2 separate regions of the Homo sapiens genome follow, and region 1 is linked to region 2. A link is a contact called in ENCODE Hi-C or POLR2A ChIA-PET data. All regions are on one chromosome and are shown on one strand. Each heading gives the region's core, a stretch centred on a gene start or an enhancer-like site at or near the end of the contact. The rest is flanking DNA. Distances are from core to core; before and after follow the strand shown.

The links. A loop is a pair of places that touch in the nucleus more often than their neighbours do. ChIA-PET counts read pairs that join two places held with the same protein, here RNA polymerase II (POLR2A). Pooled maps may share reads with other maps.
Region 1: a loop to region 2 is called in a pooled map, with 2.9 times the contacts of the local background. The contact joins two enhancer-like sites. A Hi-C loop is called at or near these places in 1 of 168 maps with a recorded cell type or tissue (naive thymus-derived CD4-positive, alpha-beta T cell) and 6 of 50 pooled maps. POLR2A ChIA-PET finds 5 or more read pairs at or near these places in 5 of 52 experiments (BJ, MCF 10A, activated CD4-positive, alpha-beta T cell and 2 more).

The regions. Positions count from the first base shown.
Region 1 is chr15:67,119,279-67,123,370 of GRCh38, forward strand. All of the region lies in intron 1 of SMAD3 (SMAD family member 3), which reads left to right. Among named protein-coding and RNA genes, the nearest start is that of SMAD3-AS1, 26 kb to the right of the region's middle. RefSeq lists enhancers at 821-1,678, 1,657-2,096. Within about 2 kb of position 1,938, at least 36 of the 41 ENCODE cell types and tissues checked have a DNase peak (open chromatin) inside an H3K27ac peak, as active enhancers do.
Region 2 is chr15:67,022,472-67,026,314 of GRCh38, forward strand. The region is part of intron 2 of SMAD3-DT (SMAD3 divergent transcript); the gene reads right to left. Among named protein-coding and RNA genes, the nearest start is that of SMAD3-DT, 40 kb to the right of the region's middle. RefSeq lists an enhancer at 3,200-3,494. Within about 2 kb of position 2,045, at least 29 of the 41 ENCODE cell types and tissues checked have a DNase peak (open chromatin) inside an H3K27ac peak, as active enhancers do.

The sequences.
Region 1 (4,092 bases), core at 688-3,187, 97 kb after region 2:
CATGTGTTTTAGATTCTGTAACCTGGAGGCCACTAGGTGACCTTAGCAAGGGCAGTCATGATGGAGTGTTGGGGCTGAAGCCCATTGCAGGGAGGCCCATAGTCAATGGGAGGTGGGCAGTAGACACAGAGAGCTGGGTTATTCTTGCCACACAGCTGTGCTGGGGCCATGGCGGGGGTGGGGGTGCCACAGAGTGGGAGCCAGAGAGGGACCTGGGTAAGGGCTGACCGTGGGTGGGGAGCGCATGGAGTGCTTTCAGAGGCCAAGTGAGTGGAACTGTCTATGAAGCAGATGGATGGAACCCTGGCTGAATTATCTCAGACTTGCCAAAGACATTCATAAAATTCAGACCCGCACACACTCGGGAATGGGAAAAATGAATTATTTTGTAAGAAGCTTATAGTCCAAAGGTAGAATTGCCCAAGAGAGCTTCTGAAAGGAAAAAGTCATAGCAAGTTGATATTTTTAAAGTGAAATAACATAGGTTGGATTTTTCTAGTAACTTCAAGGGGTAAAGACTTTGAATTTTTTTTTTGGAGACAGAGTCTCGCTTTGTCACCCAAGCTGGAGTGCAGTGGTGCGATCACAGCTCACTGCAGCCTTGACCTCCCAGGCTCAAGCAATCCTCCTGCCTCAGCCCCTCAGGTAGCTGGGATTATAGGCACACGCTACCACGCCTGGCTATTTTTTGTATATTTTGTGGAGGTGGGGTTTCACCGTGTTGCCCAGGCTGGTCTCAAACTCCTGAGCTCAAGCGATCTGCCCACCTTGGCCTCCCAAAGTGCTGGGATTAAAGGCGTGAGCCACTGTCCCTGGCCAAGACTCTGGGTTTAGTAAGCCTCTTGCAACTCACTAGGAGTGGATTTCTAGGACCTCCCCACTTTCTTGCTTGTTGTTTCTTTTGCTAGCCGTAAGTCCCTGGAGTACACTGGGTACTTTATGGGAAAAAGAGGAACAGTGTGGGACAGACTTTGCCCTGGGCTGCTTAACGTGATGTGGGGAACAGAGGTGATAAGAGCCTGTGGCAGCTCAGGCAGCCCTGCCATGACCTGGAGTTGGGGAGGGGTATCAAGGATAACAAGTCTTATACACATGCCATGCTGTTTCTTTGGATCAATAGATGGATAATTTTTAAAACCCCCTGTATGTATCAAACTCACTTTGGAGATGTAAGGCATGGCCTCTGTCCTGGTGACAGTATCTGAGTGGGAGGCCTGGTAAAATGTCTGTGTTTAGGATGATGAACGCCATAATCTAAGACTGCTAAGTGCTGTGGGGTGGTCTAGAAGGGCAGATGGGCTAGCTGCGAGGAGGGCAGAGGCACTGTGCAATGGTGTTGCCTGGGAACACTCCGTGGAGAGTGTGGGAATCTCACCCTGGCCCTACCAGGTAAGAAATTGGGCCTGGGAAATTGGGAAGGGAATTTTTCAAGCTTCATGGCTGCTCCAGGACTTGAACTAAGACTTTCCTTTAGAGCAAGCTTGTCCACCCTCTGGCCCGTGGGCCGCATGTAGCCCAGGAGAGCTTTGAATGCAGCCCAACACAAATTCATAAACTTTCTGAAAACATTGTAAGATTTTTTTTTTGCGATTATTTTTTAGCTCATCAGCTATCGTTAGTTAGCGTATTTTATGTGTGGCCCAAGATGACGACTCTTCCATCGTGGCCCAGGGAAGCCAAAACACCGGACACCCCTGCTTAGAGAAAGTGCGTTTTCTGTTATAAAAGGACCTTGAATCCCCATCTCATATGTTGGGACTTTGTCTTGCATGTTTTCAGGCAGGGCATGATTGTATCTGTAACATAATAATATGTAAGAATGTGTACTTCTTAGCCTTTGCAGAGAGGCGGGAGGCCTGTTTCCTGCAGCCCCCGCCCTGTCCTGGCTGAGGGGTGGGAGGCAGCTTGCTGGCCAGCCCCGCTGAGTCACCCTCCGGCGTGGAGCCCAGTGGGGATTTCCACGCGGCCCCAGTGTTCTCTTCTCCTCGTTTCCTGTTGGGCTGTGACGCAGGCTGGCTGCCAGCGGGTGCCGGTGGGCACTCCTGACACAGGCCACTGCCAGCCGGCCTTGTGGGTCCTGAGGGCATCGTGGGTGGCTCTCCCCCCACGAGTGACTGTGCCTGGCAGGGTGTGCCCCACATGTCAGTTGCACTCCGTTCTGGGTGGGCAGCTCCCAGAGGCCCCGGGGAGGGCTGCAGATGGGCGGGGGGTGGCTGCCTGGGAGGACGGGAGGTTTTGTTGAAGAGAGAGCTTGCTCTTGGGGCAGTTTGTACTGGGCGTTTAGGGTTATAAAAACCTAGATTTGCTGAAAACGGCTCTCTTTTATCTTCTGACAAGAACATTTGTGAAGAAAACAAAACAGACCTTCAGCCATTTAGTCTATACACCGAGAGAATGGTTTCTACAGTATGCCTGATTTCTCTGGGTCTTTCTAACACATCCATGTATGTGCTTGTCAGCTTCTAGTGCCTCCATTTCTTGATATGAGGAAATTTTGCTTAAAAAAAAATCTCTACTGATAGGACCTCTGCATATTCATGCATGTTTTTCCTCCAGAACTTTGTGTCCCACCACTGTGCTAGGCAGTTTACAAATGCCATCTGATTTCATTCCTGCCACTACAGTCTAAGGCTATATTGTCCGATACCTATCCACCACCCTCATGTGGCTATTTAAATGTTGGGTCATTAAAATTAAATACAATTACAAATGCTGTCCCTCAGTCACACCAGCCGCATTTCAAGTGCACGGGTAGGCTAGTGGCCATCAGATCAGCTCATATAGAGCAGCACGTTTTCATCACCACCAAAAATTCTATTGGGTAGCACTGGTCTAAGGTCCGGACATATGTCCCCATTTTGTAGATGAGGAAGCTGAGTCCTACAGAGGTTAAGTTGACCACTTAGAAGAATGAACAGATGAAACCTTTTCATTTTACACATGAGGAAACTGAAGGTTATACTCCCCTTTCCTTCTTAGAAAAGAGAAATTGATCTGTAGGCTTCAGGGACTCTTCAGTTAGCCTGGGGGTACTGTGCGGGTCAGCTCTTTTGCTGTTCCCCCCAGACCCTGTCAGCTGTGGGTGGTGGCTGGTTTCTCTTGGTTTCCTCACCAGAGTTTGGGAATGAGCAAGTCAGGACTGCTTTCCGTACGGTAATCCTTTGGCCCATTTCCTATCGGGGGATTTATGGAGCTGGTGATCTCTTGGGTTTTTTGGCCATTTGTTAGAGCCAAAAGAGGTCACAGGAAATGATATACTAGTTTCATTGCCCAAAATACTGAGGTCCAGAGAGGTGAGGGGATGCTGAGGGTCTTGCATCTAGCTAAGAGCTGAGCTGGCTCTTAAACTTGTTTTCAAGCCAGGACTTACCTGACTTTCTTAGGAAAGTAATCACTCCATAGACAAGGATAGGTTTTTTTCACAGAGCAATGATGTTCCCTGTGGTCCCTATGTAGGGTGGTAAGGAATAGGGCTTTGGGATCCTACAGACCAGGGTTCAAATCCTGGCCCCACCACTTGTAAGTTATGGGACTTCAGACAAGGACTTAAACATTCTAAGTCCTCAGTTTCTTCATCTGTAAAACAGGGATAAAATATCTCAGTGAATTTGTTTTAAATACTTGCGTCCGGGCATGGTGGCTCATGCCTGTAATCCCAGTACTTTGGGAGGCTGAGGTGGGAGGATCGCTTGAGGCCAGAAGTTTGAGACCAGACTGGCCAGCATAACAAGAACATAACAAGATCTCATCTCTACAAAAAATTAAAAATATTAGCTGGGCATGGTGGTGTGAGCCTGTGGTCTCAGCTACTCGGGAGGCTGCAGTGTAAGGTTGCTTGAGCCAGGAGTTAAAGTCTGCAGTGAACTCGCCACTGTACTCTAGCCTGGGCAACAGAGTGAGACCCTGTCTCAAAAAAAAAAAAAAAAAAAAAAATCAGCCAGGCGCAGTGGCTCACACCTGTAATCCCAGCACTTTGGGAGGCCGAGGCGGGTGGATCACCTGAGGTCAGGAGTTTGAGACCAGCCTAGCTAAAACATGGTGAAATTCCGTTTCTACTGAAAATACAAAAAATTAGTCAGGTGTGGTGGCACA
Region 2 (3,843 bases), core at 795-3,294:
TATTCTAGGCACTGGAGTTACAGTAGAGAACAAAACAGAAAAAGTCCTGCCCTCATGGAGCTAATATTTTAGTGGAGTGAGACAGATAATAAATAAAGTAAGTAAGATATATACTCTGTGAGGGTGTTAAGAGCCATAGAGAAAAATTAAGTAGTGGAGGGGGCAGGGTGTGTGGGGAAGAGGTGTTGCCATTTCAGAGAGTTCTTGGAAAGCCTCACTCAAAGCTGATGTTTCAGTGAAGACCTGGGAGGTGAGAGGTGCTGTACTGACACCTGGGAAAAGAGTGCCCAAGGCAAAGCAAACAGTCAGTGCAAAGGCCCTGAGGTGGGCATGATGCTGGTGTATTTGGAAGACCAGGGATGACATCAGATCAGAGGAGAAGTGGGGGTAGAGGTAGATCATGCAGGACTTCACAGGCTGCTGCAAGCCCTTTGGGTTTTTCTCCAACTGAAATGGAAAGTCACTGGAGGGTTTTATGTGGAAGAGTGACACCAAATGTTTTATGAATCACTGTTAGCTCATTTCTCAATTATATTATTACCACCATTTTAAAGGCAGGGAAACTGAGGTTCAGAAGGGTTAGGAGAGTTTCCCATAGGCACACAGCATGAGCTGCCAGAACTTCTCTCCTTTACTTATTTATTTATTTTGAGATGGAGCCTCGCTCTGCAGAGTGCAGTGGCGTGATCTCGGCTTACTGCAACCTCCGCTTCCCGGGTTCAAGCGATTCTCCTGCCTCAGCCTTCTGAGTAGCTGGGACTACAGGCGTGCGCCACCACGCCTGGCTAATATTTGCATTTTTAGTAGAGACGGGGTTTCACCATGTTGGCCAGGATAGTCTCGATCTCTTGATCTCATGATCCGCCCGCCTCGGACTCCGAAAGTGCTGGGATTACAGGGGTGAGCCACCACGCCTGGCCAACTCCTCTCCCTTCTAATCCAGGACTCTCGGTGCTCCTGCATGTGGTTTCCAAATGTTCTCAACTCTTCTCCTGCTTGCGAAGGGGAGACCAGAGCCTTGGAGCTGGGAAAGGAGCAGGCAGGGCTGACTCTTCTCGAACCTGGATTGCTGGGCACCTGTTGTCCAGCATCATTTGAGGGCATGTATGGAAAGTGCTCTGGAAATTTATCAAGTATGGCACACATGGTGAGTGTTATGAGAGACTATCAAGATGCTCTCAATGATTCCTGCTGAACTCAGGTCCCGAGTGCCCAACAGGCCTCCATTTGAGCAATGGGTTGGCCATTGCTTGTAGCTGCTATTCATCTAGGAAGGTCCCAGCACCGGCCCCTGTTTCCACCTCCCGCAGCCCTCACATGTGGATCCACTGGTTTCACCTACAGCTCCAACCTTGGCCTGGTTCACTGATCGATCAGCCTGAGGCTAGAAGCACTTACACAGCTGGAGAGCAAGTCACTCTTTCTACTGGCACCCAGCACTATGCCTGCAGCACACACGTTGTCACACACCTGTCATCCCCTTGGGCACTGGGCCTTTCCCTCCTGTGTAGCCCTCAGCTGGGTCAGCCTGGCTCCTCCTGTGGGGGCGGGGGGCTGGCCCCAGAGCTGCCCTGGCTAAGGCCACAGGGTCATACTGGAAGTGAAGAGACCAGCCTCAACAAATCCAGGAAACAGACCCAGGTAGGAGTGTGAAGGGCATGGCTGTAGTGTGGGGTGTGGAAGCCCAATTCTGGGCTTCCCAGAATTTCCCAGCAGGCTTGGGGGAGGGGTGGTGGCAGCTGGCCCAGTGGAAGGGAACCTCCATCCACCCTAGAAAGATTGTCCCACTTTCCTTATGGGTCAGCACCTCACAATGTCATCACCAGAAGGGCTTTCTTCCCCACGTGGATTACATAGCAGGTAGATGGATTTGTGCTTGCAGACACAGAGGGGCCAGAGTTTTAAAGGCCGTCAGTACCCTATGGCCCATCTCAAAGAAAAAGACAAGGATAAGCAAAATTAGAAGGAAAGAAAGAAAGACTGTAAAAGTTAAACAAAACCACCCACAAATAGCTTGAGGCAGAAAAAAGATTGTACCATATCATGGCAATCGTGGACAGTTTGGCAGCTGAGGGAAAGATGACTCATTCCCAGGCTCCGCTTGCATAATCCTCCCCAGCCCAGGCAGGAGAATGAAACTAGGAAAGTAATGCAATGACATTTAGTAGCAAAAAGGAAGCCCACACAACATTTGTGCAAGGCCATCCAAAAATAGCAGGCTCCTCCATGCTTGGGTTTTGAAACTATGCATTTTGCTTGAAATGCCTGAGTCGTGGCACATTTTTCTTGGGCCACCCACACCCTAATTCAGTTCATTTCAATTTAGCAGACATTTAATGCAGGCCTACTGTGCTCCAGGCTCTGTGCTAAGGATTTGGGAGTGGCAAATACAAGGATAGGGGAGACACTAAAAGGAAAGTGTGAAGGGAAGAATGAATGGAGTCAAACCCCACCACGAACCCTTACCAGGTCTGAACCTCAGTTTTTCTGTCTATAAAGTGGGAACAATGCCCACCTCATGAAATTGGGTGAGAGTTAAATGAGAAGAGCAAAGCCACAGGGGCTCATGAAAGGAGTCCTCAAATCTGCTCAGGGTGATCAGGAGGGCCAGCATGGAAGAAGAGGTCTTTGAAATGAGCCTTGACTCGTTTTAACTGAACCGAACTGCCAGACTGAATAGTGGCAAGTATTTCTTCTGTGCCTGCTGGGTGTCAGGCCTGGTGCCAGGTCCTGAGAATGTAAGGACAAAGGAGAGAAACCCATCATCAAGCAGTAATAATCCTAACAGTAGAAACAGTAAAAATAACACAGGGAAGCAGCTAGGCATAACGGTTGTGGGTGCTAGTTCTGAAAACAGACTCTCTGTGTACAAATCCTAGTTCTTTTACTCTCAGCTGTGTGGCTTGAGCAAGTTCTTTAACCACTCATTCTATGCTCCTGTTTCCTTTTCTATAAAATTAGTATACAAATAGCAATTCCTTATAGGATTGCTGTAAAAATTAATTGGAACAGTGCTTGCAAAGCACTTACCCTAGTGCCTGGTAAGTGGTCTGTCAGGGTAAGCTGCCACTATTTTCATTGCTACCATCACCATTATCTTCATCACCATTATCACCATCACACATCACAGAAGAGAGGGAGGTACAGAGTCCTCCAAGCAGAGGAGAACTTGGAGAGTCTGGGAATGCCAGAGGAAGGAATGGTTATTCTTGAAGTGAGTTTTGAAAGACAAGGAGAAGTTTGCCAGTAGGATTCTGGAAGAAAGAGGTATTCCAGGCCGGGGGACAATATGAGAAAAAAGCATGAATGTGCAGAAGATAAATGTTCAGGAAACAGGAAATGGCTCAGGCCGACAGCCAGGCTGAAAGGATGGCCTGACCAGGGAGAGAGAGGGCAAGCGGGAAGGGAGTGAAAGTCCTTCCTTTCCTGGCCTTTTGCACACACCCTCCTGGCACATGCCAGGCAGTTAGGAAGCCCTGGGCCTGGACATGAGCACTAGCTCTCTCACAGAGCCCCTTTCTGACCTTGGCTTCCTTCCAGGAGACGTTAAGACACAGCCTTACTGAGAATGCAGCCACGGTTACTATCACATTTATTGAGAAAACTATCCCTTATGTTACTCAGAGCTCTTTGCATACAGATGCTCAAGATAAATTCAACTTAGAATTCAGCCAGGAAAAAACATTGATAAAAATAATTTATAACTTTCATTCAGAGTTTACAACATGCCAGTCTCTAAGTGCTTTACATTATTAGCTCATTTAATTCTCACAACAACCCTATGAAGTAGGCACTATGATTGTTCCTGTTTTACAAATAGAGGAACTGAATGATAAAGAGGTT